Linked DNA regions of Homo sapiens: region 1 is linked to region 2. Evidence: chromatin loops called from intact Hi-C (ENCODE). Cell type or tissue: B cell. All regions are shown on one strand. Each heading gives the region's core, and the rest is flanking DNA. Links, peaks and the distances in the headings are about the cores only. Region 1 has its middle 33 kb from the start of FOXB2. Region 2 has its middle 9.6 kb from the start of RFK.

Region 1 (16,267 bases), core at 5,368-13,367, 590 kb after region 2:
CTGGTGCGGTGGCTCACGCCTGTAATCCCAACACTTTGGAAGGCCGAGGCGGGTGGATCACCTGAGGTCAGGATTTCAAGATTAGCCTGGTCAACATGGTGAAACTCCATCTCTACTAAAGACACACAAACAAAAATTAGCTGGGCATGGTGGCGCATGCCTGTAATCCCAGCTACTCAGGAGGCTGAGGCAGGAGAATCGTTTGAACCTGGGAGGTGGAGATTGCAGTGAGCCGGATATCTTGCCACTGCACTCCAGCCTGGGCAACAGAGGGAGACTCCATCTCAAAAAGAAAAAAAAAAAAAGGTATTACAAGCGTGGGGATCTAATTTTCAAATTCAAAGCAAGCTAGCAGCAACCATTAAGCAAAAATTGATCAGCATTGAGGCATTAAGACAAAACACTACTATGTAAAGACAGGAAAGTAGTTTCTATAATTGTTATTCAATATAATCAAAAATTTTAAAAATAATTCTGAGCAACCCATGGACCTGCCAGTAAGGAAATGGATGAATCAATTATAACAGATCTATATAATGGAGTATGATGCAACCATGAAAATGGAACGAAAAGGATCTCAGTATACCAATGTGGAGTGATCTCCTGGGTGTGTTATTAAGTGAAAAAGTCAAATTGTGTAACAGTACGCTACATTTTGTAAAGGAAAAACAAGACTAATACATACTTGTCTGTTATTGCAAAAATAAACATGGAAGGATAAACCAAAAACTAATGATGAAGTGATCATCTATAGGGGACAGAGGTGGAATCAGGTAGAAGGGATAAAAATGAAAGTGAGACTTCTCTGAATATCTTCACCTAATTTTAATTTTTGATTCTTATGTTGACATACATAACTCAAAGATAAAATTTACTGAAAACAAATTTTTGTTTGTTTGTTTGTTTTTGTTTTTTTGGGGTTTTTTTGAGACTGAGTCTCACTCTATTGCCCAGGCTGGTGTGCAGTGACGTGATCTCGGCTCACTGCAACCTCTGCCTCCTGGGTTCAAGCGATTCTCCTGCCTCAGCCTCCCGAGTAGCTGAGATTACAGGTGCCTGTCACCACGCTCGGCTAATTTTTGTGTTTTTAGTAGAGACAGGGTTTCACCATGTTGGCCAGGCTCATCTTGAACTGCTGACCTCAAGTGATCCATCCACCTCGGCCTCCCAAAGTGCTGGGATTACAGGAGTGAGCCACCGCACCTGGCCAATAAATGTTTATATAAAACAAAATGAAACAAATTTATATAGATATCAACATTTTCACATAATCACAAAGAAGAAAAAAATATTTCAAGTGACTTTTAAGCTTAATACACTGCTATACATTTTTAGTTAGGTGTGTTATGAAGACAAAAAGAACTACAAGAAATTTTAATTTTCACTTAGTTTGTAGTAGTAGTAATATTGGTGCTGTTGTTTTAAATGTTATAGAGTGAAGCAAATAACAGTAGTCCTCTTTTATCCATGGTTTTGCTTTCCACAGTTTGTTACTTACTGTCAACCCCAGTCCAAATAAATTGAATGAAAAATTCCAGAAGCAAACAATTCCTAAGTTTTAAATTGTGTGCCATTCTGAGAAGTATGATGATATCTCACACCATCCCACTCCATCCTGTCCAGGACTTAAAACATTGCATTGTTCAACACATCCATGCTGTATGTGCTACCTGCCCATTAGTCACTAAGTAGCTTTCTTTGTTATCAAATTGAAAAAATGTAGTATATACAGAATTTGGTATGATTCACAGTTTCAGGAATCCATTGGGAGTTACGGAGGCTAAAGTAACTCCATCTTGGATGCTAATCTACCATGTTGACTTCTGATTAATCCCAGTTCCTGGAATGCCTCTTTATCTACTGTTCCTTGTGTAGGAGCATGTACTTACTGTAAGCCCTGCCCCTAGGTCAAAACAACCTTGATGTTATCACACAAATTATTGGCTGTGACATACATAGCATACTTGTCTTTTCCTGGTAGGTTGCCCTATAGAACATGTATACCCTTTTCCTACAGTATATAAACCCCCAGTCTGTGGGGTAACAGTGTAGGGATCCACCCACTGGAGGCATGGCTGCTGTTCCCAAGTTTCTATTAAATGTTTCTTTCTGAGAAACCTGATTTGTCAGCCTCTTTCTTCAGCCTCTGCTCACCATGAAACAGGAATCTTGGAACATATCCCCCACACAGAAGAGAGGAGTACTGTAAATAAATTGTTTAGTGATATTGGTAACTAAGATTTTTAGTGTAACAGAAAGATATACAAATATAAAATCAAAGAAGGTAAGAAATAATCTATAATGTTGAATTTAAATTAGAAATATTATTATGAACTCATGTTTTCTTCTTTTCCTTAATTGGTTTTATATAATTTGCATGTAATTAAATTCACCCATTTTCAGTGTATAATTTTTGATAAATGCATACAGTAATCAGCATCACAAACAATATGTAGAATATTTCTCTCACTGTAAGAAGTTCCCTTTTAACTCCTTGAAAGCAATTTCTCCCTTCTACCCTCAGCCCTTGACAAACACCGTACTGCCCTCATGAAATGAGTTAGGGAGGAGTCCCTTCTTTTCAATTGTTTGGAATAGTTTCAGTAGACATGGTACCAGCTCTTCCTTGTACCTCTGGCAGAATTCAGCTGTAAATTTGTCTGGTCTTGGACATTTTCCGTCCAATTTCAGGACGTGTTGTTAGCCTATTCAAGAATTCAATTTCTTCCTGCTTCAGTCTTGGGAGAGTGTGTGTGTCCCAGAATTTATCCATTTCTTCTAGATCTTCTAGTTTATGTGTATAGAGGTGTTTATAGTATCCTCTGATGGTAGTTTGTATTTCTGTGAAGTCAGTGGTGATATCCCTTTATCATTTCCAATTGTGTCTGTTTGATTCCTCTCTCTTTTCTTCTCTATTAGTCTAGCTAGTGGTCTATTTTATTAGTTTTTTCAAAAGAACAGCTTCTAGATTCATTGACTTTTTGAAGGGTTTTCTGTGTCTCTGTCTTCTTTGGTTCCACTCTGATCTTGGTTATTTCTTGTCTTCTGCTAGCTTTGGAGTTTGTTTGCTCTTGGTTCTCTAGTTCTTTTTGTTGTGATGTTAGATTGCTGATTTGAGATCTTTCTAGATTTTTGATGTGGGCATTTAGTGCTGTAAATTTTCCTCTTAACGCTGCCTTGGCTGCATCTCAGAGATTCTGGTATGTTGTCTCTTTGTTCTCATTAGTTTCAAAGAACTTCTTGATTTCTGCTTTAATTTCATTATTTACCCAGGAGTCATTCAGGAGCAGGTTGTTCAATCTCCATGTAGTTATGTGGTTTGGAGTGAGTTTCTTTTTTTTTATTTTTTTTTATTTGATTGCACTGTGGTCCAACAGACTGTTATGATTTCAGTTATTTTGCGTTTGCTAAGGAGTGTTTTACTTCCAATTATGTGATCAATTTTAGAGTAAGTGCCAAGTGGAGATGAGAAGAATGTATATTCTATTGTTTTGGGGTGGAGAGTTCATAGATGCCTATCAGGTCCACTTGATCCAGAGCTGAGTTCAGGTCCTGAATATCTTTGTTAATTTTCTGTCTCAATGATCTGTCTAATATTGTCAGTGGGGTGTTAAAGTCTCCCACTATTATTGTGTGGGAGTCTAAGTCTCTTTGTAGATCTCTAAGAACTTGCTTTATGAATCTGAGTGCTCCTATGTTGGGTGCATATATATTTGGGACAGTTAGCTCTTCTTGTTAAATTGAACACTTTACCATTATATAATGTCCTTCTTTGTATTTTTTTTATTGTTGTTGATTTAAAGTCTTCTTTGTCAGAAACTAGGATTGTGGCCCCTGCTTTTTTCTGTTTTCCATTTGCTTCGCAAATTTTCCTCCATCCCTTTATTTTGAGCCAATGTGTGTCTTTGCATGTGAGATGGGTCTCTTAAAGACATACCAATTGGGTCTTGACTCTTTATCCAGCTTGCCATTCTGTGTCTTTTAACTGGAGCATTTAGCCCATTTACATTTAAGGTTAATATTGTTATGTGTGAATTTGATCCTGTCATTATGATGCTAGCTGGTTATTTTGCAGACTTGTTTATGTGGTTGCTTCATAGTGCTGCTGGTCTCTGTACTTCAGTGTGTTTTTGTGGTGGCAGGTAATGGTTTTTCCTTTCCATATTTAGTGCTTTTTCAGGAGCTCTTGCAAGGCAGGCCTGGTGATGTCAAATTCCCTCAGCATTTGCTTGTCTGAAAAGGATCTTATTTCTCCTTAGCTTATGAAGCTTAATTTGGCCAGATATAAAATTCCGGGTTGGAAATTCTTTTCTTTAAGAATGTTGAATAGTGTCGTTTCTGTATCTTGGCTATTGTAAACAACGCTGCGATGAACATGGTAGTACAAATATCTTTTATTTGGTCTTCCCCCAATCTCCTCTGGCTTGTAGAGTTTCTGCTGAGATGCCCACTGTTAGTCTGATGGGCTTGCCTTTGTAGTGACCTGGCCTTTCTCTCTGGCTGCCCTTAACATTTTTTCTTCCATTTCAACCTTGGAGAATCTAAAGATTGTGTGTCTTGGGATTGATCTTCTCATGGAGTGTCTTACTGGGGTTCTCTGGATTTCCTGAATTTGAATGTTGGCCTGTCTTGCTAGGTTGGGAAAATTCTCCTGGATGATATCCTGAAGTATGCTTTCCAACTTGGTTCCATTCTCCCTGTCACTTTCAGGTATTCCAATCAGTCATAGGTTTGGTCTTTTTACATAATCCCATATTTCTTGGAGGTTTTGTTCATTCTTTTTCCTCTATTCTTGTCTGCCTGTCTTATTTCAGAAAGATAGTCTTCAAGCTCTGAGATTCTTTCCTCCACTTGGTCTATTCTGCTATTGATGCTTCTGATTGCATTGTGAAGTTCTTGTGTTGTGTTTTTCAGCTCCATCAAGTCAGTTCTGTTCCTCTCTAAATTGGCTATTCTGGTTATCAGCTCCTGTACTGGTTCTTAGCTTCTTTACATTGAGTTAGAACATGATCCTTTAGCTCAGTGAAGTTCATTATTACCCACCTTCTAAAGCCTACTTCTGTTAATTCAGCCATCTCAGCCTCAGCCCAGTTCTGTGCCCTAGCTAGAGATGTGTTGGGTCATTTGGAGAAGAAGCAGCACTCTGGCTTTTTGAGTCTTCAGTGTTTTTGCGTTGATTCTTTGACATCTTTGTGGGCTTATCTCCCTTCGATCTTTGAGGTTGCTGAACTGTGAATAGGGGTTTTGTGGGGTCTTTGTTGTTGATGTTGTTGTTATTGCTTTCTGTTTGTTTGTTTTCCTTTAACAGTTAGGCCACTCTTCCATAGGGCTGCTGTGGTTTGCTGGGGGTCCACTCCAGATCCGAGTCACCTCAGTCCCTCCCTGGACGTATCACCAGCGAAGGCTACGAAACAGCAAAGATGGCAGCCTGCTCCTTCCTCTGGGGGCTCCATCCCAGGGGGCACCAACCTGATGCCAGCCTGAACGTTCCTACAGGAGGTGTCTGGAGACCCCTGTTAGGAGGTCTCACCCAGTCAGGAGGAACAGGGTCAGGGACCCACTTAAAGAAGCAATCTGGCTGCCCCTTGGCAGAGCAGGTGTGCTGTGCTGGGGGGAGCCCTCCTCATCCAGACTGCCCAGACTCTCTAGAGCCAGGAGGCTGGGAAGGCTATGTTAGCTAAATCACAGACAGGGTGGCCACCCCTCCCCCGGGGACTTCGTCACAGGGAGAGATCAGATGAACTCATGATTTTTAAAAATAGATTTCCTAGTTCTGACCGTTGAAAGAGTCTAGAAGTACCAAAACTCCGGTAGCAATTAGCATACCTAGTATCTGGATCTTGGCTTCTAAATACCATTCCCCAATAAAAGGAATCAAATATCCTCAGTAAAAGGTTGAATTCCAAGTCTGGGGCAAGGAAAGGACAAGATGAGACATCTTGTTTTGCCAGAAAGCAAGGAAGCCTTTACTAAAGAAATGATAAGGGCATATCAGTAAAACACAGCAACCAGTTTTCAGGGCTTCTACTTGGCAAATTTGGGGAAATTGTAGCCTCAATAAGTATAATGAATTGTTAAATATTGAATAAATGAAAAGGCATAAGTCCACATACAATACTCAAAGGAGGCAAAACAAAACAAAATTAATTTGGCACCATGGAAGATTATGACTATTATTTTAACTTTCAACTCCTTACTCTGAAAATTGGAAATTAAAACAAAAGAACTATTTTCCCTGCTTCCTAAGAGCAATGGTAGTTAATCTCCAGGTGATCTAGAAAAGCTTCTTCAGAGAAGAATGTCGGCTAATAAGTTTGCAACCCCCAGTGAAATAATTGATTCAGAAAATGACTAAATCAATGAATGTTAAAATCATTAGTTAAAAGATTGCTGGGAAAAGGACAGTGTCATATATCTCCAGTTGCTTGCTAATTGCAAAGGGGAAAATGGGCCTTTACAATCAGAGATCTACTTGTCACAACAAAACCAAGTAACTTAGCATCATTAATAGTGAAACAACCTGGCATTTTGTGCCTCCTGATGTGGTGCAATATGAAGTACACAATAACATTTATAAAGTTATCTGGCCAAAATATTCTACCTGAATCTCATCAAGGTTTCAGAGCTGACTTCCAGTTTATAGTAGCTACAAGCAAGAGAGGAACTAGTTAAAAGATAAGATATTGCATCAGACACACTTATGTATCAGATCCTCTCGGCCTCATCTGTCTCCAGGGACATTGTGTTCAGCTCCAGGCATCCTTGCAGAAACCAAGTCTGCCTGGGCTCCAGAAGACTTTATGTGGGCAGCACCCTACAGTGCTGCTTCTCATCCCAGGCTTCCCCCGAGACAGAGATATGAAACTTCGCAGCCAGTTCCAGGCTTGCTCATGCACAAACTGAAAGGAGGGCAGGATTCACTCTGTAGGGTGCACATGACTCTTGCATCGGTGGAGTATGAAAGCCGGTGGATACATTCTTCCCTGTTGTCTCCTTCAAACAGATCATCTTAAGAAACAGCCATTGACATGCTGTCTCAGATGATCCCACAAGATAAAGTAGCCAACCTACTTAATAGTAGAGAACGGGAAGCATGATAACACATAGTCATATCACCTCACTCCCCTTCCCTGCCTCATTACCAACTGTACACACCCACACCTGCTCCCCAGGCCTGAACTTCCAAGGAGAATTGTAGCATATAGGCCTTGCCTCAGGTTCTAACATCTGAGGAACAATGCACGTTAAGAATGATCCTATGGGTGGGGCGTGGTGGCTCACGCCTGTAATCCCAGCACTTTGGGAGGCTGAGGCGGGAGAATCATGAGGTCAGGAGATTGAGACCATCCTGGCTAACACTGTGAAACCCCGTCTCTACTAAAAATACAAAAAAATTAGCCAGGCATCGTGGCGGGTGCCTGTAGTCCCAGCTACTCGGGAGGCTGAGGCAGGGGAATGGCGTGAACCTGGGAGGCAGAGCTTGCAGTGAGCCGAGATAGTGCCACTGCACTCCAGCCTGCGCAACAGAGTGAGACTCCGTCTCAAAAAGAATGACCCTATGAGGCAACATATCTAGAATGCAGGATAATCCAAATGACAATAGGCCTTGACTTAAATACGTATATATGTATATGTGTATTTACATATGTATATGTATATATACATACACTCAGCCAGGAGCGGTGGCTCACACCTGTAATCCCAGCACTTTGGGAGGTGGGGTGGGTGGATCACCTGAGGTCAGGAGTTCAAGACCAGCCTGGCCAACATGGTAAAACCCCGTCTCTACTAAAAATACAAAAATTAGCCGGGCATGGTCATGCATGCCTGTAATCCCAGCTACTCGGGAGGCTGAGGCAGGAGAATAGCTTGAACCTGGGAGGTGGAGGTTGCAGTGAGCTGAAATTGTGCCATTGCACTCCAGCCTGGGCGACAAGAGTGAAACTCCATCTCAAAAAAAAAAAAAAAAAAAAAAATATATATATATATATACACACACACACACACACATATATATGTATATATGAATGGATGAAACAACTAAATGTAATGTGTGAGCTTTGATTGGATGCAGTTGAATAAAACCAGCTATGAAAGGTATATGGGAAATAACTAGGAAATTTTGAATATGAAATGGATATTAAGTAATACTTGGAAATTACTGTTGATTTTCTTAGATATGGTCATGGTTTAGCAGTTACATAGAAGAAAGTCTTTATTGTTAGGAGTTATATGCTGAATATTTAGGGCTGATGTGTCATAACATCTGCAACTGGCTTCCAAATATTTCAGAATATGTATATATTTTTTTGAAGGAAAGCATTTATACCTTAAAAGATAAATACACAGCTAGATGTCCCCCAAAAAGTAAAGCAGCTGTTCAGAAGTACTCATTCCTCAAAAGCTACAATTTCACTATAGAATTTAGTCCACCCACCATGTGTAAGCGTGAAGGATTGTGAGAGGGCCTTTCAAAGGAAAGATGAGATGGCTCCACCTGGTATGTTGGAATAAGATGCGAGAAAGAGAGAGAGAGAGAAAGAGAGAGTTGAGGGGTGGGGGAAGATTTTTCTAAAGGAAATACTAAGATTTTCTTCTAATTATCCCGAAATTTTAAAAATAAAAGTTTTCACTTAAACTGAGAAACTTGAAGATTTCAGTGTGTTCAACTGCAGGTAAGAGCGCTAGACTTTCCTCGAACAGAAACTGGTTACCTGTGAAGCCCTATACAACATGCTGTGAGCACAGTGCCTACAACACTAAAGGCCAAATGACAGTTCAAGCTGAATCTGGCTCAATTTCCTAGAAAAATGGCACCATCTGCTGGCTGGGCAAAGGCAAACTTTATAGACCTGGACTCTGGTAGGTCAAGGAAATCAGTACCATACTGCAAAACTTTCAGGATTTATCTCTGTGATTGGAAAGAAGTCTGAGTACATTCTATGGATAGTCATCCCTTAGGCAGAGGAGAGAGATAATCTCTCTCATTTCATCACATTAAAGTCCCATAAGAGTTTCCTGGGATGCTTCTGCTTGTTCTTAGCAGAGAATGAGAATGTCAACCAGCCTATCAAGGATAATATGACCAAAGTACCCCATCCTTTTACCCTGCCACCTCTTCATCCTCCAGCCCCTGTCACTTTCTAAGATTCTAATATTTCTGCTCTCAACTCTGTTTTGCTTTTGTAGAAACATCCGATAATATGGTGATCAGTTCAACAGAATGACATATTCACCATGTCCCCAAGGAGGAGATGACTGAGATTTCAAATTCTCAAGCAGCCTCAATGCAGCCAGAGATTTAAGAGGGCTATGTGTCCAGAAGGAGACTCTGGGCAAACGCAGAATGGATTCAGATTACTCAAATTCCTGTCAGATTTCTTAACCTGGTGGGCTATACCAAACCCAAAAACTTTAAGCAGCCTCTACTTTTGCTTATTTTCTCCTAAGCCCAACCTTGGCTTTCTTTTGAATCTCTATGAGCAGAGACATGGCTCCTTAAGAAAGGAGACACTTCAATCCTGTTATAGGCTAAACTGTGTCCCCCAAAAATTTATGCATTGTGGCCCTAACCCCCAGTATTTCCAAATGCCTATATTTGGAGATAGAGCCTTTAAGTTAAATGAGGTCATTAGTGTGGGTTCTAATCCAATATGACTGATATCTTCATAAGAAGAGGAGATTCGGACCCAGACACACAGAGAGGGAAGACCATGTGAAGACACAGGAAAAAGGGCATCTGCCAGCTAGGAGAGAGGTCTCAGAAGAAACCAACCCTGCTGCCACTGCGATCTCAGACTTCTAGACCCTAGAATTTTGAGAAAATAAATTTCTGTGATTTAAGTCTGTGGCACTTTACTTTGGCAACCCCAGCAACCTAATACAAAAGTCCATCTTTTAACAGTAGCTGAGAGAGGGAAAGGGAAGTGATGGAAATTGATGTGAAGAAGAAGCATGTCATGGAAAGAGGGGGCTTTGAAGCTTCTCCCTCCTGCCCAGCCTCCACCCACTATGGCGCATGGTGGGCTTTTGAGGACTCCATTAGGTCTTTGACCCACATCAGAGGTCCTCTTTCTTGGAGCTGAAATAAGGTTGAGAAGCTTTGAACTTCCTCTAGCTATTCGAGAATGTAGCCAGCAATTAACTTGTTTATTGCCCTTTACATACCAATTAGCAAACAACCATTTGTTGCTGAGCAATGTGTAAAGCTCTGAACAAGGAAGAACTTACATTTCTTATAAGTTAATTACATTTATTTCACCTTTTCCAATTGCAAAAGCAAAACATTTTTATCAATGAAAGCAAAGAAGATATAAAATATAAAGGAAAGATTGTCATCTGTAATTTCCATCCTTAGACAACTATTATTTACTGTTTTAATCTGTTTTATTTCAGTCATTTTTCTACACATATGTTTAACCAATTAGGTTCATATACATAGTTTCATATTCTGCTTTTTTCACTTAACATATTGATAAAACAGTTTTCTCATTTTATTAAGTATTATTGTCTTCTCTATCTTCTTGAGACTTGTGTGATACAGAGAAGTGAGGTCAGCAATAAAGATCCAAGAGGGGGTCCCCAGCCCCATGCAACCACTACCAACAAGCCAGTGAAAGGGCATGGGCTCCATGTCATTGATGCAATGCACATTTGCTGACCAGTCCCCTGTTACTGCTATAGCAGCCATTGGCAAGACAGCCTGCTGCAACCAACGTGAGCAGTGATCACAATGACCATGACCATGCAAACACAGAGAAACAGTCTCTCTTTGTTCAATTCGCTTGATAGAGGTTTAAATCATTAAACAGTCTCCATATCTCCCTATTTAATTCTCGTGTCTCATGACCTACTTTGCCTTTAGACTTTCACACTTCTTTAATGCAAATTCACCCTGCTTTGACACCACACTAACATAGAACCAAATTAAACTCTCTTAATAGCTTTCTTGGTCTCTGGAGAATGCAGGTCTGTTTCTGTCCAGACCCTATACCCCATTTTCTCTGCCACAGGTGGATATAGTTCTTTTTTAAAAATATTTTTTAATTTCAATAGTTTTGGGGGTACCAGTGGTTTTTGGTTACATAGATGAATTGTATAGTAGTGATGCCTGAGATTTTAGCGCACCTGTCACTCTACCCAATATGTAGTACCCAATATGTGGTTTTTTATCTCTTGTGCCCCTCCTATCCTCCCCCTTGTGAGTCTCCATAGTCTGTTAAATCACTCTGTATGCCTTTGCGTACTAATAACTTAGCTCCCCCTTGTAAGTGAGAGCATATGGTATTTGGTTTTCCTTTTCCGAGGTGCGTCGCTTAGAATAATGGCCTCCAGCTCCCTCCAGGTTGTCGCAAAAGACATTATTTCATTCTTTTTATGGCTGAGTAGTATTCCCTGGTGCATACATACCACATTTTCTTGATCCACTCATTGGTAGAAATTATTCTTGAAAGGTCTTTCTTTTTTTTTTGTCATTTTTTTTTTCCTTTTTGTGGAGAACGGGGTCTCTCTATATTGCCCAGGCAGGTCTCGAACTCCTGGGCTCAAGCTATCCTCCTGCCTCTGCCTCTCTGAGAGCTGGGATTACAGGCATGAACCACTGCACCTGGCTTGTGAAAGGTCTTTCTAAGAAATTTTAAGACTTGCCTTTCCTTGCCCTTTTCTCCAGTTACCTTGCCTGTACAACACACTTAGATAACACTGAGACCAACACCAACCTCCCCTAAACACACACACACACACACACACACACACACACACACACACTATACCCAGCTGGCCTCATCTCCCTTCTGAACTCAAGGGAGCTTTAGGAGTTTCTTCAACCCTACTCCATTTCTCCACACCTCTTCTTCTCCCTTTAGAGCATGCTGTTCTAAGTACTTTACAGTGATTAACTCAGTTAACTCTCACAGAAACCCTTTGAGCTAGGTACCATTATCCACATTTTAAAAATAAGAGAACTCAGAGGAGCAGAAGCAAAAATGACTAACACAAGTCCAACCGAAGCCACACAACTAGTAAGTGGGCAAATCAGAACGTGGAGTCCACATTCTTGCTTTAGAAGCTTGTTGCACTTGGCCAGGCTTGGTAGCTCACGCCTGTAGTCCCAGCACTTTGGGAGGCCCAGGCGGGCGGATCACGAGGTCAGGTAATCGAGACCATCTTGGTTAATATGGTGAAATCCCATCTCTACTAAAAATACAAAAAATCAGCCAGGTGTGGTGGCACATGCCTGTGATCCCAGTTACTCAGGAGGCTGAGGCAGGAGAATTGCTTAAACCAGGGAGTCGGAGGTTGCAGTGAGCCGAGATCACACCACTGCACTCCAGCCTGGGTGACAGAGCAAGACTCCATCAAAAAAAAAAAAAGAGAGAGAGAGAGAAAGAAAGTTGTTGCACTTAATGGCTACAATGGTTAACACGTGTTGAGAACTTACTCTGTGCTAGATATTCTGTAAACAGAATCTCATAACGACCCTATCAGATAGGAACTATTATTAGCTCCATCTTACAGTTGAGAAAACTGAATGTATTATAGTCACTTCACCCTCTTACCAAGTCAATCATTGGCTTCATTGAGTTTTTTTGTTTTGCTTGGTTTTTACATTTACTTTTTATTTTTTATTTTATTTTTATTTTTTTGAGAAGAAGTCTTGCTCTGCCGCCCAGGCTGGAGTTCAGTGGCATGATCTCGGCTCACTGCAACCTCCGCCTCCCAGGTTCAAGCGATTATCCTGCCTCAGCCTCCCAACTAGCTGGGATTACAGGCATGCACCACCACGCCTAGGTAATTTTTGTGTTTTTAGTAGAGAGGGGGTTTCACCATATTGGCCAGTCTGGTCTCAAACTCCTGACCTCAGGTGATCCACCCACCTGGGCCTCCCAAAGTGCTGGGATTACAAGCATGAGCCGCCACACCCAGCCTGGTTTTTACATTTATTTTTAATATTTATATTTACATACAGTAAAATTTACTTTTTTGGATGTGCAGTTCTATTGCCAAATACAGAGAGGCCTATATCCACAACTACAATCAAGATAGAGAATAGAGTGACTCCCTTCCATGGCACTAACTCCTGGCTAGCTCTCCCCTTCACACCGCCAGACCCAGTGGCAGCGGCGAGGGACTTTGACTCCCAGGATGGGGGTGGGGATGAGTCCTCAATGGGAACCCTGGTGCAGAAGGTGCGGGGTGGTGGCACTGTCAGCAGGGACCACTGGGAAGTTGAGGATGAGGACATCAAAAATAACTGGGAAGATAATGACAAAAAAGAAAAAAAACAAAGAGGAAGCAGAAGTAAAACCAGAGATTAAAATTTCAGAAAAAAATAAATAGCAGAGAAGATAAAAGAGAAAGAACAACAATAGAAGAAAAGGCAAGTAGAAATTAAAGAGAGGTTAGAAGAACCTGAGAACCTAAAGTTCTAAAACCCAGAAGAACAGAAGAACAATTTAACAGATAAACCGTGCTAAAGAAATTATAGGAAGAGTCAGACCTCAAATTAGCAAAGGAAATTTTCATAGTTAATAATACAGGCAGGGCCCAGTGGCTCACACATGCCGAGGTGGGCAGATAACCTGAGGTCAGGAGTTCAAGACCAGCCTGACCAACATGGAGAAACCCCATCTCTACTAAAAATATAAAAAATTAGCCGGGCGTGGTGGCGCGTGCCTGTAGTCCCAGCTACTTGGGAGGCTGAGGCAGGAGAATCACTTGAACCTGGCAGGTGGAGGTTGCAGTGAGCTGAGATCACACCAGTGCACTCCAGCCTGGGCAACAGAGCAAGACTCCATCTCAAAAAATAATAATACAGTTTATGGAATAAATGCTATGAACCCATCTTTAAGAGATGACTTTACAGAGTTTGGAAAGTTACTAAAAGATAAAATTATACAATATGAAAAGTCACTATATTATGCCAGTTTTTTGGAAGTCTTAGCTGGATATGTGTGTATTTCACTGGAAATTGATGACTTGAAAAAGGTTACCAGTTCACCAACTGTGCTTTACGGTGAAAAACAAAAGCAAGCAAAGCAAAGCCAAAAAGAAGAAATGTGTGGTTCCTGGAGGGGGGTTAAAAGCCACCATGACAGATGACCTGGCAGGTTATGGTGGTGATGATGAAGCAACATCATTGTCTGGGGTAAATACCTGAGATTCATTGTCTCACGTCCACGGAAAACTGGATGTGGACATACAAAGAGTGAGGTGCACAGTGGAAGTTTAACAGGTAAAAGAAAGAGAAAAGCTCTCTGCAGAGAGAGGGTGCCTGGAGAAATGGGTTGCTGCCTCCACGGTGAAGGGCAGGAGGTTTTATAGATGAGCTTGGGGAGGCGGTGTTTGATTTACATAGGGCGCAAAAGATTAGTCGGACCAGGTGTGCCGTTTGCATAGCGTGTGAAAATCTGGCCATCCCCACTCTCATCTTTTATTATGCAGATGGGTTCTCTACCTGGCCGGCACCATGTTGCCTATTCTTTTACTGTACCATGGTGACAAAGAAAAGGGAAGATGAACTCTCCATGTTGAACATACCTGGCCCTCAGGTAGCCCGTTTGCATTGGCACAGCTGCCGGCATTCCCACCGTCCAAGCTTCTGGCTTGCTTATCCATGTCTGCAGCTCAATTTTTCAGGCTGCTCTTTGTTAGAAAAGAAATTATTTGGGGGCTGCCTTTTTTTGTTAAAAGGGAAATTCTGCCGAGGAAACTTTTACCTTCACTATCTTCCTGGATAACTTACTTACTTTCTTTTTTTTTTGATAGAGTTTCGCTCTTGTCACTTAGGCTGGAGTGCAATGACACAATCTCGGCTTACTGCAACCTCTACCTCCCAGATTCAAGCAATTCTCCTGCCTCAGTCTCCCAAGTAGGTGCAACTACAGGCACGCGCCACCACGCCCAGCTAATTTTTGTATTTTTAGTAGAGACGTGGTTTCACCATGTTGGCCAGGATGGTCTCGATATCTTGACCTCATGATCCACCTGCCAAAATGTTGGGGTTACAGGCGTGAGCCACCGTGCCTGGCCTCCTTTTCCTTCTTAATACGATCTAGTATCTAAAAATAAGAGTACCAAGCCCTAGAAAAGTCTTCAAATAGCCCAGCCTGTGGGCTTGGTGGCTCACACCTATAATCCTGGCAGTTTGGGAGGCCAAGGAGAGTGGATTGCCTGAGCTCAGGAATTCAAGACCAGCCTGGGCAACATGGCAAAACCCCGACTCTACTAAAAATACAAAAAATTAGCTGGGCGTGGTGGCAGGTGTTTGTAATCCCAGCTACTCAAGAGGCTGAGGCAGCAGAATGGCTTGAACCCAGAAGGCGGAGGCTGCAGTGAGCCAAGATTGCACCACTGCACTCCAACCTGGGTGACAGAGTAAGACTCTGCCTCAGAAAAAAAAAAAAAAAAAAGCCCAGCCTGTACATCAGACCCTTCTCTACATTTTAATGTGATTATTTGTATAGGCTTCTTACTAGTGAACCACCCTGAATGTTTAGAATAAGCTTCTTTGGTCATGGTTTACTTTCTTCCAATGTGCTGTTACAATCTACTTGCTGGTATTTGACTTAGGATTTTTGCATCAAGAGTTTTAAGCGAGGTTATTCTGAGGTTATTTCTTCCTTGTGCTTTTTTGGTCAGGTTTTTATATCAGTGTTATGCTAGCCTAATACAAATAATCACGAGGCCTTCTTTCTCTGTGGCATTAGATAGCTAAAATAACTCATCCATCTTTTTTCTTTTCTTTTCATTTCTTTTTTGAGACAGGGTCTCGCTCTGTCTCCAGGCTGGAGTGCAGTGGCATGATCTCAGCTCACTGCAACCTTTGCCTCCCCAGTTCAAGTGATTCTCCTGCCTCAGCCTCCCGAGTAGCTGGGACTACAGGTGAGCGCCACCACACCCGGCTAACTTTTGTATTTTTAGTAGAGATGGGGTTTCACCATGTTGGCCAGGATGGTCTCCATCTCTTGACCTTGTGATCCACCCATGTTGGCCTCCCAAATGCTGGGATTACAGGCATGAGCCACTGCGCCAGGCCTCCATTCATCTTTTGTTTTTTTTGAGACAAAGTCTTGCTCTTGTCCCCCAGGCTGGAGTGTAATGGTGCGATCTCAGCTCACTGCAACCTCCACCTCCCCGGTTCAAGCGATTCTCCTGCCTCAGCCTCCAGAGTAGCTGGGATTACAGGTGCCCACCACCAAGCCCAGCTAATTTTTGTATTTTTAGTAGAGACAGGGTTTCACCATGTTGGCCAGGCTGGTCTCGAACT
Region 2 (16,267 bases), core at 2,955-10,954:
CTTCTAATATAGGGAGGATGTCTCTCATATGGTAATTTCATCTGCTTCTAAGAAACAGAAAAGAGGTCAGAATGATTTTTTTGTATCTATTGTTTTTCAAGTGCTTTTAATTCAAAATAGTCAATATGCAAGAATGGTATATTTTTAACTTCATCAGCAGTGATACACCTAATAAGAAAAGCCTGGAGGTGAGAACTTGATAAATCATCCCTGGGTCTTACGCCACTAAGCCCTAGGTTGCAAGAAGGTATGAGAATTAAATGAGATAAAATAATTAAATGAATCATAGGAGGTAAATGAGGAGGGGTGGTTTTAAGAATAGAGAAAATGCTAAGTATTTTTCACACTGTCTCATGTAATCCTCTCATCAGCTTTGTTGGAAAGCATTAACCTAAACGTATAAAAATGGGCGGGGCATGGTGGCTTACGCCTGTAATCCCAGCACTCTGGGAGACCGAGGTGAGCGGATCTCTTGAGCTGAGGAGTTCAAGACCAGCCTGGGCAAAATAGGGAGACTTCCGTCTATCCAAAAATTTTAAAATAAAAATAAGTAAGAAAGAGAGAAAAAAGAAAGAAAAGAAAAGAAACAAGAAAAAAAAGAAGAAAGGGGAAAGAAAAGAAGAGGAGAAAATAAGAAAGAAAATTTTAAAAATCAGCCAGGGCCTGGCACAGTGGCTCATGCCTGTAATCCCAGCACTTTGGGAGGCTGAGGCCGGTGGATCACTTGAGCTCAGGAGTTGGAGACCAGCCTGGGCAACATGGTGAAACCCCGTCTCTACAAAAAATACAAAAATTAGCCGGGAGTGGTGGCGCTCACCTGTGGTCCTAGATACCCTGGAGGCCGAGGCACAAGAGTCGCTCGAACCTGGCGGCAGTTGCAGTGAGCTGGAGATCACGCCACTGCACTCCATATGGGGCAACAGAGCGAGACTCTGTCTCAGCCAGGTGGTGGTGGCTCGTGCCTATAGCCCCAGCTACTTGGGAAACTGAGGAGTGAGGATCGCCTGAGCCCCAGAATTTGAGGCAGCAGTGAGCTGTGATTGAACCACTGCACTCCAGCCTAATGACAAAGCAAGACACGGTCACTAAAAAAATAAATAGGCCGGGCGCAGTGGCTCTTGCCTGTAATCCCAGCACTTTGGGAGACCGAGGCAGGTGGATCACCTGAGGCCAGGAGTTCAATACCAGCCTGGACAACATGGCAAAACTCGGTCTCTACTAAAAATACAAAAATTAGCCAGGCATGGCAGTGAATGCCAGTAATCCCAGCTACTCGGGAGACTGGGGCGGAAGAATCGCTTGAACCCAGGAGGCGGAGGTTGCTATGAGCCGAGATTGCTCCATTGTACTCCAGCCTGAGTGACAGAGCAAGATTCCTTCTCAATAAATAATACATAAATAAATAGATAGATTTAAAAAAAAAAAGGAGAGTCTTGTAGAATGTTTAAGATGGAGCAGTCAGGCTCCAATCTTTAAAACTACCATTTACATGTCAAGTCATATGGGTAATTACTGTGTTATCAGCATAGGATATAGAAGAAAGAATTTTTTTTTTTTTTTTTGAACCAGAGTCTCACTCTGTCACTCAGGTTGGAGTGCAGTGGCGCAATCTCGGCTCACTGCAACCTCCACCTCCCGGGCTCAAGTGATTCTCCTGCCTCAGCCTCCCGAGTAGCTGGGACTACAGGTTTATGCCACCACGCCCGGCTAATTTTTGCATTTTTAATAGAGACAGGGTTTCATCATGTTGGCCAGGCTGTTCTGGAACTCCTGGCTTCAAGTGATCCACCTTCCTCGGCCTCCCAAGAAGGAAGAATTCTGATCATTTTCCACCACCGCTCAATAGCGTTCAATGGCTCCTCCCCTCTGACTGAAGAATAAACCCTCCAAGAGTTGTACTTCTAAGAACTCCCATCAAGTACTCAATCTGTTGATCAAAGCAGACCCCTCCACCTTGCTTCAGAGGCCAAAGCATATGCTTCAAATAATTCAATAATTATTCTGTAGGCTATAGGATTTATAATTTTTCTTCTTCATTTGACTCCAAAAATATGCTACCTAGCATTCTCAGTAAATCTAGAGTTGAGAGTCTATGTGTCTTTGCCAAACTTACTGCTTTTAACCAAGGAAGTATTCTAAAACGTGTTTTTTATTTCCCCCTCTGAACTGCACTTGCACATCCTTTCAGCTGCCTGTAGGGAAAGAGTCCACTTCTCTGGTTTAATTTGTCTCTGTAGAAAGAAGGATCACAAATAAGACTAAAGAGAAAGTAGAACTGGCAGCTTGTGAGGGAAAAGAAGGCTTATTCTAAGTAAGCAATGAAAAATGAATCTGAAGAATTCTTAAAATTCAGCAATAAGAAAATAAGCAACTCAATTAAAAAATGAGCAAAAGATCTGAATAAGCATATGAAAAGATGTTCAACATCATATATCGTGAGGGAAATACAAATTAAAACAACAATGAGATACTACTATATACCAATTAGAATGGCCAAAATTCAGAACACTGACAACACCAAATGCTGGCAACCATGTAGAGCAACAGGAACTTTCATTCATTGTTGGTGGGAATACAAAATGGTACAGCCCCTTGGAAGATAATATGGCAGTTTCTTATAAAACTAAACGTACTTTTACTATGTTATCCAGAAATTGTGCTCACTTATATTTAATCAAATGAGGTGAAAACTTTTATCCACACAAAAACCTATTTGTTTTTGCTTTCCGCGCTACCTACAGAGGGGCCCATACGGCGTTGTTCTGGATTCCCGTCGTAACTTAAAGGGAAACTTTCACAATGTCCGGAGCCCTTGATGTCCTGCAAATGAAGGAGGAGGATGTCCTTAAGTTCCTTGCAGCAGGAACCCACTTAGGTGGCACCAATCTTGACTTCCAGATGGAACAGTACATCTGTAAAAGGAAAAGTAATGGCATCTATATCATAAATCTGAAGAGGACCTGGGAGAAGCTTCTGCTGGCAGCTAGTGCTATTGTTGCCATTGAAAACCCTGCTGATGTCAGTGTTATATCCTCCAGGAATACTGGCCAGAGGGCTGTGCTGAAGTTTGCTGCTGCCACTGGAGCCACTCCAATTGCTGGCCACTTCACTCCTGGAACCTTCACTAACCAGATCCAGGCAGCCTTCCGGGAGCCATGGCTTCTTGTGGTTACTGACCCCAGGGCTGACCACCAGCCTCTCACGGAGGCATCTTATGTTAACCTACCTACCATTGCTCTGTGTAACACAGATTCTCCTATGCGCTATGTGGACATTGCCATCCCATGCAACAACAAGGGAGCTCACTCAGTGGGTTTGATGTGGTAGATGCTGGCTCGGGAAGTTCTGCGCATGTGTAGCACGATTTCCTATGACCACCCGTGGGAGGTCATGCCTGATCTCTACTTCTACAGAGATCCTGAAGATATTGAAAAAGAAGAGCAGGCTGCTGCTGAAAAGGCAGTGACCAAGGAGGAATTTCAGGGTGAATGGACTGCTCCAGCTCCTGAGTTCACTGCTACTCAGCCTGAGGTTGCAGACTGGTCTGAAGGTGTACAGGTGCCCTCTGTGCCTATTCAGCAGTTCCCTACTGAAGACTGGAGCGCTCAGCCTGCCACGGAAGACTGGTCTGCAGCTCCCACTGCTCAGGCCACTGAATGGGTAGGAGCAACCACTGACTGGTCTTAAGCTGTTCTTGCATAGGCTCTTAAGCAACATGGAAAAATGGTTGATGGAAAATAAACATCAGTTTCTTAAAAAAAAAAAAACCTATTTGTTTTTACCCCAATCCATTTTTACCCCTACTCCCACTGAATGCAAATGGAATGGATGAATGGATGTTTTATTTCTATTTTATTTTATTTTTATTTTGTTTCACATGGATGTTTATAGCAGCTTTATTCAGAATTGCCAAAACGTGGAAGCAACTGAGATGTCCTTCAATAGGTGGGATAAACAAGCTGTTGTATATCCATATAATGCCATACTATTCTGTGCTAAAAAGAAATGAGCTATCAAGCCACAAAAAGACCTAGAGGAAACTTAACTGCATATTACTAAGTGAAAGAAGCCAGTCTGAAAAGGCTACATAACACATGATTCCAATTATATTACATTCTGAATAAAACTATGGAGACAGTAAACAGATCAGTGGTTACCAGGGTTTGGGGAAGTTGGAGGTCGGAGGGAGGGATGAATGTGAAGCACAGGGGATTTTTAGGGCAGTGAAACTATTCTGTATGATACTGTCCTCATGAATATATGACATTATGCATGTATCAAAACCCATAGAACTATACAGCAACAGCAGCTGCCAACCTAAAACTGCTCTAAAAAGTAGAGTCTATTAGTTTTTGAATAATTAATCTAAAAATTTCTGACTTGGAGTCTGACATCAACGTTCACACCTTCCACACCTAAATAGTTACCAAGTCTCTCCCAATCCATTTTTACCCCTCCTCCCACTGAATGCAAGCCATGACCCCTTACCTGCACAGGTGTAGCCAACTCTATTCTCCCAGCCTTAGATTTGACACTAGTCTCTCTCTACTGCTTTTTCGTGCTGCTATAACCTTTCAAATGCCAATCTGATCAAATCACACTAAAAGTCATGTTCTGCTTCCCTCTGTCTTAGGATCAGTCTAAACTAAACCATTGTTCACAGATTCTCCCTATCACACTCCTCAGCTCCTGCCTCTACATTCTCTACCCAGAAGCCCTAGGGAACTTTACCAATTCCTCTAACTCACTCTTTGGACTTCATATAAACAGGCTTCCTAGCATGAGACAATGCTACCAGTAGGCCAGAGAGCAAGGGAACCCTGTGAGTCAGGTATGCTTGACAATGCCTTCCAGAGAGGTGGGACTTGAGCTGGAGCCTTGGGGCATGTGTGAATCGACTAAACAGAGAAGAGGAAAGAAAAATGTCTAGCTAGGGAGAGTTCCTGTGATCATATTTCCAAGAAAGGGATGTGCAGTAAACAAGCCAGAACTACTAAGCTCTACTGAGAGGTGATAGAGCTTAGTAGTAGGTAAGGGGGACTCTGGCTCTTACACCAGTTTCCTGTCTGTGAGAAAATAATCACCATAGCACCTCATAAAGCATTTGAAAGATTTAAGACTTAATGCATGTGAAGTAACTAAATCAGTGTGTAATGTGTAGTAAGCCTTCTGTATTGGCTGTTATGATGATGATTACCTGTTGGTCTGCTATAGAAAATTCATTATAACTGGACTACAGTCCAAATAAGCTGGCTGAGTGTAAGTGTCTTCAGAATTCTACCTTGGAAAACAGACATGTAAAATTCTACATAAAAGCCCAATATAGAAAATAAATAATGTTTTATTTATTTATGTATTTACATATTTATTTTAGAGATGGGATCTCGCTATGTTGCCCAGGCTAGAGTGCAGTGGCTATTCACAGGCAAGCTCATAGCACACTATAGCCTCGAAATCCTGGAATTAAGCCATCTGCCTGCCTTGGCCTCCTGCATAACTGGAACTACAGGTGTACACCACCATGCCATAAAAACAAGTGTTATTTTATAACCACAAATGTATTTGTGGTTCAAACTCATAAAATTTACTTCATGTAGTACAAATTTACTCAATAAGAACACATTAATGAAGTTTACAGTGTAAAGAAAGAAAACTAATTTTTTTCCTCACCCCTAATGCGTTGTTAGAAGGGACCCCCTGTAACAAAAAACAGATTATCAAAGCAAGAGCAAACATGTTTATTATCATGTATATTTTATATGTATATGGGAGATGCCCAGGGAATGAATAATTCTCAAAGAGGTGACTCAGACCTCTAGCTTATATAAACTTCAATAAAGAACATTAAGGACCAGCACAGTGACTCACTGCTATAATCCCAGCACTTTGGGAGGCTGAGGCCAGAGGATCCCTTGAGCCCAGGAGGTTGTGGCTGCAGTGAGCCATGATCATGCCACTGCACTCCAGCCTGGGTGACAGAGCAAGACCCTGTCTCAAACAAACAAACAAAAAACACACTACATTTCTAAAGAAAGGACAAGACAGAGGAAAAGAACTTTGAATCTCTGGAGGTGGCAAATTGTGGGAAGGCAAAATAATGATAGATGAAGTCCACTTAGCAAAGCTTATTAACGTAGATTCCTCTTGTGCCATCTCCAGCCAGATGAGGGCTACAGTTGTCTTCAGTGGTTAACTTTTGTCCTTCCGGGTACAGAGGGAAGAAGGGCACCTTTGTCTTTGTAAATCTGTGTCCTGCCACTAGGTAAACAGAGGAGAGGCAGAGAGCTTTCCTGTATCTGCTTCCTCCCACTTGCTCTTAGCTTAAAAATTTTTTTGTCAAAGAGGCATATTTTTTGGTTAACACATCCAGTTTTCCTTCAACACTCTCAACTACATCCGAATTTGCTTCCTATCACTGTTTGTACTGTTGTATCATATTAAATTCAGAAAACATATTTTAAAATAACATTTTGAAAACTAAATTCATAAAAGACATTTTTAAATGAAATGTGCTTTGAATATTTAGAACCTTTTGAAGCACACAAATTGTAAATTACTCATCTGGTCTAACATTGTTATTTTGCACCAAAAAAAAGCAGACTGAGAGCCTACGACCTACTAAACCCAAAAGAAAACAGAGAGTCTACAAAATGCTGAGAAGCTGTCCATCCGTTTGACAATGGACCTAAGATCACCTTTTCTGAAAGAGTTAAGTGATCTCCAGGTCTGTCTGCTATATGCAGCTGCCTCATAATAACCCATAATGAAATGTTTATTTGGCTGATTTTTTTTTTTTTTGAGACAGTGTCTCACTCTGTTGCCCAGGCTGGAGTACAATGGCATGATCTCGGCTCACTACAACCTCCACCTCCTGGGTTCAAGTGATTCTCCTGCCTCAGCCTCCTGAGTAGCTGGCATTACAGGCACGCGCCACCACGCCCGGCTGATTTTTGTGTTTTTAGTAGAGACGGGGTTTCACCCTGTTGGCCAGGTTGGTCTCAAACTCCTGACCTTGTGATCTGCCTGCCTCGGCCTCCCAGAGTGCTGGGATTACATGCATGAGCCACCGTGCCCAGCCCTGATTGTTTAATAAATACACCGCACATATGGAAATGGAAGGTTGTCAGTAGTACTAATAAACAATTCTTATACCTATATGGAATGTAAACCAAATTTTGTCAACTTCTACCCACATGAGACACTAAAAATATCTCTGGAAAATTAGATTCTAATGTCAGGTCAGGCCTGAAAACCAAGAGCTTACCTACAATATCAAATGTTTTAGAAAAAGGTATTCCTTCCTTCATCCATTCATTCACTGGCTGCTTTAATAGGGTCCACTCCAAATCAAGGGTGTGATGATTACTAATTTTTAAAAATCGATACTCCACAAATATTTGAGTACCTACTGTTCCTTGTGTATTTCCTGTATGGCTTTTTGATTTTTGTTTTTTGTTTTTGCATTGAGCAAAAATTGCTTGTATTACAGGGGAAAAACTATGCAAATGCAATGTTAAATTCTCACCACCAAAACCAAAAGCACTACAAGAATTTCATTCCTCATGCATCCACAAGATGGCATATTAAAATTTTGCTTTTTACTGACATGAACCTAGAACTGCGGTGACACATGAAATAAGAACTGCAAATGGAAAATGAAAGTTAGGGAATGAGGTTCATCAGGCCCTGTGCTAGACACGGGAGGATTCTGTACTCAGAAATGTTTGGCCTGCTCATTGCTTCATGTGCTTGGATCTGGTTCTTTGGTGAAGCATGGCTACTGCATTCTATCTTCTTCCTCAATCACAAAAGATAAAAAGACTGTCTTAATTTAGAAAGTTAATGCTTTTTGATGTTTCCTTTGAATATATGTTTCACTATAGAAGAAGAAAATGGAGAAAGAGAAAAAGGAGGAGAAGAGCACCTAGAATTATAGGCAGAAGAATTCAGACTTCTTTCCCATTAAAAAATTGTTTTTAATTATACATTTGGTGCAATGATGGTATAGGAGATAAAGATGCTAAAAATTTCTGAGACGAAGAAGAAGGAAAACTTTCTAGGACACTGGACTCTTTTCAGAATAATGAGTAAATATGTCTGAGATTCTGGAGATGAACTTTGACCTCTGTTCGGAGTAATTCCCCTTCTAAGGCAGGATTTACTGATAGTGAAATTAACCATTCTTTAGTGTCCATGACAGCCGTCTGTCTTATGTTCTCTCAAATTCATGATACCTTTGGAATGTGACCGTGATGGCAAAAATATAGGTGTTACCAACAGTAATTACATATAAAATTATTTCAGTTTGTCTTCAAAATTACTGGTGTTTCCCTCCTTTTTTCTCACAATGATGATATAAAATTTTAGGAATTTTTTTTAATTTTAGAATTTTTTTTCTGTCCAATATATAAAATAATACAGCTACTTAGAAAATTGGTCTAATCTGCTGATGTGTCAGCATGAACTATATATTTAGAAGATGAAAAATAAAAGTGTGTAGTGGGGTGGTGGTATAGATTGGAAAATTATTACCAGCTGAATAAAAAATAGTAGGCTAAATTAAAAATGCTCCCAAATATTTTTCACTCCTTTTATTGAGAGGGGAAGCCCATTTCCTCTCCCCACTAAAACTGACCTGGTTGTGAAATTTGACCAATAAAATCTGGCAGAAGTGATATCGTGTAACTTCAAAGGTGTGCTTACAGAGAACTGTAGCAACTCTGTGATAGGCTTTGAATGCTCTCTGTTAGAAGCTGGGCATGATATAAGTCCAGCTACCCTTCTAGAGAAAGAGATATATGAAGAGAGGCCTGAAGTATCCTGGACATTTCAGTCTCAAATGAGCTCCTGGAAGGAATACTGCTCAGGTGAGACCCAAGCAACCCAGAAAATAATTTGAAATAATAGATTATTTTAAGTCATCTTTTTTTTTTTTTTAAACAGAGTCTTGCTCTGTGGCCCAGGCTGGAGAGCAGTGGCGTGACCTCAGCTCACTGCAATCTCCACCTTCCAGGTTCAAGATTCTCCTGCCTCAGCCTCCCAAGTAGCTGGGATCACAGGCGTGTACACCACCATGCCTGGCTAATTTTTGTATCTTTTTCTAGAGATGGGGTTTTGCCATGTTGACCAGGCTGGTCTCAAACTCCTGGCCTCAGATGATCTGCCCGCCTCAGCCTCCCAAAGTGCTGGGATTACAGGCATGAGCCACCAGACCCAACCCAAGTCATCAAATTTTGAGGTGGTTTGTTCTACAAAAATAGCCAAACCAGCTAGTGAGCTCTGTTTTGCCAATACTTTTTTCCTTTAAGTAGACTTTTTTTAAAAAGCAGTTTTAGGTTCACAGAAAAATTGAGAAGTACAGAAAGTTCCCATATACTCCCTGACCTTCAACACACACACACACACACACACACACACAGGCTTCCTCACTATAGACATCCTGCACTAGGCACTAGAATGTACATGTTACAACTGATATATGTGCATTGATGTAATATCACCCCAAGTCTGTAATTTACATGAGAGTTCACTCTTGGAGTTATACATTCTATGGGTTTACACAAAGGAATACCGACTTGTATCCACCATTATCGTATCATACAGAGCATTTTCACTGTCATAAAAATCCTCTGTGCTTTACTTATTCATCCCTCCCTCACCCCTAATCCTTGACAACCACTGATCTTTTAACTGTCTTCATAGTTTTGCCTTTTCCACAGTGACACATAGTTGGAATTATAAAAGATGTAGCATTTTCAGACTGGCTTCTTTCACTTAAAAATATGCAGTTAAGTTTCCTCCACGTCTTCATGGCTTGATGGCTCATTTATTTTTAGCATAGAATAATATTCTATTGTCTGTGTGTATCATAGTTTATTTTCCTATTCTCCTATTGAAGGACGTCTTGATTGCTTCCAAGTTTTGGCAGTTCTGAATAAAGCTGCTCTAAACATCAATCTGCAGGTTTTTGTGTGAATATAGGTTTTCAATTAATTTGGGTAAATACCAAATAATACAATTGCTGGATCATGTGGTAAGAGTATGTTTAGTTTTATAGGAAACTGCCAAACTGTGTAACAAAATGACTATACCATTTTGCATTCCCACCAGCAATTAAGGAGAGCTCCTGTTGCTGCACATCCTTGCCAGCATTTGGTGTGGTCAGTGTTCTGGATTTGGGCCCTTCCAATAGGCCTAGAGTGGTAATTTGCATTTCTCTGATGACATATGATGTGGAACATCTTTTCATATGCTTATTTGCCATCTGTATATCATCTTTGGTGAAGTGTCTGTTCAGGTCTTTTGCTTATTTAAAAACATCAGACCAGATGCAGTGGCTCATCTCAGCACTTTGGGAGGCCAAGGTGGGAGGATTGCTCGAGCCCAGGAGTTCAAGACAGCCTGGGCAACATAGTGAGACCCTTTATCTACAAAAATATTTTAAAAATTAGCTGGGCATGGGTGATATGTGCCTGTAGTTCCAGCTACTTGGGAGGCTGAGGTAGAAAGATCACTTGAGCCTAGGAGATCAAGGCTACAGTGAGCCATGATTGTGCCACTGCACTCCAGCCTAAGCAACAGAGCAAGACCCTGTCTCAAAAAAAAAAAAAAAAAAGAAAGAAAGAAAAAAGAAAAATTGGCTAGGCGTGGTGGCTCACGGGTGTGGTGGCGTGCACCTGTAGTCCCAGCTACTCAGGAGGCTGAGGCAGGAGAATTGCTTGAACCCAGGAGGCGAAGGTTGCAGTGAGTCGAGATTGTGCCACTGCACTCCAGCCTGGGCAACAGAGCGAGACTCCATCTCAAAAAAGGAAAAAATCATCAGGTTGTTCACTTTCTTCTTGTAGAGTTTTAAGAGTTCTGGCCAGGCACAGTGGCTCATGACTGTAACCCCAGCATTCTGGGAGGCTGAGCCAGGTGAATCACTTGAAGCCAGGAGTTAGAGACCATCCTGACCAACATGGCAAAATCCAGTTTCTATTAAAAATACAATAATTAGCCGGGCATGGTGGCTCATGCCTGTAATTCCAGCTACTCAGGAGGCTGAGGTACCAGAATCATTTGAACCCCAGAGGCAGAGGTTGCAGTGAGCTGAGATTGTGCCATTGCACTTCAGCCTGGGCAGCAGAGAAAGACACCATCTCAAAAAATAAAATAAAAAGTCATTCCCATACACAAGGTCATCTAGATTTTCTCCTATGTTATCTTCTAGGAATTTTATAGTTTTGCATTTTACAAAATGATCCATTTTGAGTTAATTTTTTTTTTTTTAGCTTCTGGGTCAGTGTTCTCTATTGCCACACTACTGCACTGCATTTACACTTCAAATTTCTAAAATAGGATTTATATATTATAATAGAGTTATTTTTCTCATTTTGAACTAATTTTGGGCATGAGTATAAAGTCTATGTCTAGATTCTTTTTTTTTTCCTGCATGTAGATGTCCAGTTGTTCCAGCAGCATTTCTTGAACACTCTTGTCCATTTTCTCCTTTGCTCCTTTGTGAAACATAAATTCACTATATTTATTTGGCTCTATATCTGCCTCTCTGTTCTGTTCTATTGATCTATTTGTCCACTTTTTCATCAACACTACTATGTCTTGATTACTTTTAGTAAATCCTGTAGCTTTATAGTAAATCGTGAAGTCAGGTAGTGTCAGTCCTCTGACTAACACTCATGCATGATTATGTTGGCTATTCTGGGTCTTTTGTGTCTCCATATAAACTTTAGAATCAGTTTGTCAATATCACAAAATAACTTGCTGGGAATTTGGTTGGTATTCTGTTGAATCTATAGATCGCATTGAGAAGAACGGACATCTTAACAATATTGAATTGCCAATCCTTGAACATGGAATACTTCTTCATTTATTTAGTTCTTCTTTGATTTATTTCATCAGAGTTTTGTAGTTTTTCTCATATAGATCTTGTACATATTTTGTTAGATTCATACCTAAGTATTCCATATTTTGGGGTGTTAATATAAATGGTATTGATATTATGTTTTAAGTTTCTAATTCCACTGGTTAATTGCTGATATACCAGAAAGGAATCAAATTTTGTGTGTTAATCTTGTATCCTGCAACCTTGCTATACTTATTTATTAGTTCCAGGAATCTTTTGTTGTGGTGGTTTATTCTTATGGATTTTCTACGTAAATGTTCAGATCATCTGCAAACAAAGACAGCTTTACTTCTTCCTTCTCAATCTGCATACCTTTTATTTCTGTTTCTTTCCTTACTGCATTAGTTAGGACTTCCAAGTATGATTTTAAAAGGGAGTGGTAAGAGGGGAAATCTTTGACCTGCTCCTGCTCTGGGAAAGCTTCTAATTTTTCATCATTAGCTGTGGGGTGTTTTTGTAAATGTTCTTTATTCTATTGAAGAAGTTCCCTTTTATTCCTAATTTGCTGAGTTTTTGTCATGAATGGGTATTGGTTTTATCAAATAATTGTTCTGCACCTATTAATATGATCATGTTTTTTTCTTTTTTAGTCTGTTGAAATGATGAATTATTAATCATTAATTTTCAAACATTGAACCAGGCTTACATACCTGGAATAAATTTCCTTGGTCATGTATATAATTTTTTTTTCTTGCAGCCTCAGTTCAAAGGATCTTTTTACACATTGTTGGATTTAACTTGCTAATATTTTGTTCAGAATTTTTACATCTATATTCATGAGATACTGGTCTGTAGTTTTCTTGAAATATCTTTAGTTTTGGTATTAGGATAATGCTGGTCTCATAGAATGAGTTAGAAACCACTTCCTCCGCTTCTATTTTCTTTTCTTCTTCTTCTTTTTTTAGATGGAGTCTCACTCTGTCACCCAGGCTATAGTGTAGAGTGGCACAATCTTGGCTCACTGCAGCCTCTGCCTCCCAGGTTCAAGCAATTCTCCTGCCTCAGCCTCCCAAGTAGCTGGGATTACAGGAGTGTGCCATGACACCCAGCTAATTTTTGTAATTTTTAGTAGAGACGGGGTTTCACCATGTTAGCCAGGCTGGTCTTAAACTCCTGACCTGAAGTGATCCACGCACCTCAGCCTCCAAAAGTGCTGAGATTACAGGTGTGGGCCACCATGCCTGGCCTCTTTACTTCTATTTTCTGAAAGAGATTATAGAAAATTAGTATGATTTCTTTCTTAAATATTTAGAAGAATTCACTGGTGAATTTATCTGGGCCTGGTGTTTTTTGTTTTCGAAGGTTATAATTGTTCAATTTCTTTAATAAATATAGACTTATTCAGAATGTATATTTCTTCTGCATGAGTTTTGGCGAACGTGTCTTTAAGGAATTAGTCTATTTTACTTAAATTATAAGATTTGTAGACATAGAGAGTTTCATATTTCTTTATGATTCTTATAGTGCTCCCAGCATTTGTAGTGATGTCCCCTCTCTTATTTCTGATGTTATTAAGTTGTGTGTGTGTCTCTCTTTTTTTCTTGGTTAGCCTGGCTAGAGGCTTATTGATTTTATCAAAGAAACTGCATCTGGTTTCATTTATTTTCTCTATTGATTTTCTGTTTTTATTTTTATTGATTTCTTTTTTGGACTGTGGGGAGGTGAACAGAGTGTTGCTGTATCACCCAGCCCAGAGTGTGGTGGTGCAATCTTGGCTCACTGCAAACTCTGCCTCCTGGGTTCAAGTGATTCTCGTGCCTCAGCCTCCTGAGTAGCTGGGATTACAGGCGGGTGCCACCATGGCCTGCTAATTTTTGTGTTTTTAGTAGAGACGGAGTTTCACCACGTTGCCCAGGCTGGTCTCGAACTGCTGACCTCAGGTGATCCACCTGCCTCGACCTCCCAAAGTGCTGGAATTGCAGGCATGAGCCACCGCATCTGGCTGATTTTTATTGATTTCTGGTCTAATTTTTATTATTTCTTTTCTTTTGCTTGCTTGGGATTTAATTTGCCCTTTTTTTTTCTAGTTTCTTAAAGTGGAAGCTTAGATGACTGATTTTAGATATTTTTTCCTATCCAATATATGCATTCAATGCCCTAAATTTCCCTCTAAGTACTATTTTCACTGCATCCACAAATTTTGATAAGTTGTGGTTTTATTTTAATTTACTTCAAAATATTTTAAAATTTTTCTTGAGATTTCTTCTTTGACCAATGTGTTATTTAGAGTATGGTTTAATTTCCAAGTATTTTGGGATTTTCTAGCTATCTTTCTGTTACTGGTTTCTAGTTTAATTCCACTGTGACCTGAAATAATATATTGGATGATTTATAATATTTAAAATTTGGGCTGGGCACGGTGGCTCATGCCTGTAATCTCAGCACTTTGGAAGGCCGAGGTGGGTGGATCACCAGAGGTCAGGAGTTGGAGACCAGCCTGACCGACATGATGAAACCCCATCTCTACTAAAAATACTAAAATTAGCTTGTCATGGTGGCAGGCATCTGTAATCCCAGGTACTCTGGAGGCTGAGGCAGGAGAATCGCTTGAACCCAGGAGGCAGAGGTTGCAGTCAGCTGAGATTGTGCCATTACATTCCAGTCTGGGTGACAAGAACAAAACTCTCTTCAAAAACATTAATTAATTAATTAAAATAAAATTTGTTAAGGCTGGGTGCGGTGGCTCAGGCGTGTCATCCCAGCACTATGGGAGGCCAAGGCAGGCAGATTATTTCAGCCCAGGAGTTCAAGACTAGCCTGGGCAACATAGCAAGACCTTGTCTCTATTTTTAAATAATAAAAAAAGTTTAAAAAAATAAAAAACTAATAACATTTTTTAAGGTGTGTTTTAGGACCCAGAATGTTATCTATCTTGTTCCATTTGAGTCTGAGAAGAATGTGTATTCTGCTGTTGTTGGGTAAAGCAGTCTAGAAATGTCAATTATACCCCATTGATGGTGCTGTTGAGTTCTGTTAGAGAGATACTGTAGTCTCCAAGTATAACAGTGGATTCATCTGTTTCTCATTGTATTCCTATCAGTTTTTGCCCCACATATTTTACAACTTTGTTGTTAGGCACATATACACTATGGATTGTTATGTCTTCTTGAAAATTGAGCCCTTTATCCATTATATAATGCCATGCTTTATCCCTGATCATTTTCCTTACTCTGATGTCTGCTCTGTTAGAAATAAATATAGCTGCTCCCACTCCCTTTTGATTAGTGTTAGCATGGAATATCTTTCTCCATCCCTTTACTTTTAATCTATATATGTCTTTACATTTAATGTGGGTTTCTACATAGACAACATATAGTTGAGTCTTGTTTTTTAATCCACTCTGACAATCTCTGTATTTTAATTGGTATATTTAGACCATTGATATTAAAGTGATTATTGATATAAATGGATGAATATTTACAATATTTGTCACTCTTTTCTATTCATTGTCTTTATTCCTTGTTCCTGTTTTTGACTTCCACTTTTTCCCTGCCATTTTGGGGGTTTTTTTTGTTTGTTTTTGAAATTTTTTATTATTATTTTTTGAGACAGGGTCACACTCTGTTGCCCAGGCTGGAGTGCAGTGGCATGATCATGGCTCACTGCAGCCTTAACCTCCTGAGCTCAAGTGATCCTCCTGCCTCAGCCTTCCACATAGCTGAAACTACACATGTATGCCACCATGCCTGGCTAATTTTTGTATTTTTTGTAGAGATAGTATCTCACTATGTTGCCCAGGCTGGTCTTGAAATCCTGGGCTCAAGCCATCCACCTGCCTCAGCCTCCCAAAGTGCTGGGATTATAAGTGTGACCCAATGCACTCAGCCCATTTGTGATTTTACTTGAGCATTTTATATGATTTCATTTTCTCTCCTTTTTTAACACATCAATTATACTTTTTTTTTTTTTTTTTTTTTTTTAACAGAGTCTTGCTCTGTGGCCCAGGCTGGAGTGCAGTGGCATGATCTTGGCTCACTGCAACCTCCACCTCCCGGGTTAAAGCGATTCTCCTACCTCAGCTTCCTGAGTAGCTGGGACTACAGGCATATGCCTCCACACCCAGCTAATTTTTGTATTTTTAGTAGAGACAAGGTTTCACCATGTTGGCCAGGCTGTTCTCAAACTCCTGGCCTCCAGTGATCTGCCCGCTTTGACCTCCCAAAGTGCTGGGATTACAGGCATGAGCCACCATGCCTGGCCAATTATGCTTCTTTTAAAAAATAATTTTTTGGTTGCTATACAGTTTGCAATATACATTTACAACTAACTGAAGTCCACTTTCAATTAACACTATACTGCTTTATAGGTAGTGCAAGTACTTTATAATAACAAAATATTTTTAAGTCTTCCCTCCTGTCTCTGGTA

What was found. Hi-C counts contacts between places; a loop is a spot of excess contacts. Peaks named below come from ENCODE experiments on the same cell type or tissue, not always from the same donor. Only the 100,000 strongest peaks of a DNase experiment are listed, where the experiment ranks them.
Region 1: it touches region 2 in a loop (8-fold over the local background); 4 of 110 quality-filtered maps call a loop at or near these places.

The regions. Positions count from the first base shown.
Region 1 is chr9:76,978,984-76,995,250 of GRCh38, forward strand. No RefSeq gene overlaps it. Among named protein-coding and RNA genes, the nearest start is that of FOXB2, 33 kb to the right of the region's middle. In B cell, for the core only: a CTCF peak has its summit at 8,843 (motif pointing left); no DNase peak of the experiment used is centred there; H3K27me3 peaks cover 608 bases.
Region 2 is chr9:76,395,900-76,412,166 of GRCh38, forward strand. It overlaps a transcript of GCNT1 not described here and the pseudogene RPSAP9. Among named protein-coding and RNA genes, the nearest start is that of RFK, 9.6 kb to the left of the region's middle. RefSeq lists enhancers at 6,074-6,368, 12,833-12,882. In B cell, for the core only: CTCF peaks have their summits at 7,580 and 7,780; a DNase peak (open chromatin) is centred at 7,622; H3K4me3 peaks cover 670 bases; H3K27ac peaks cover 443 bases.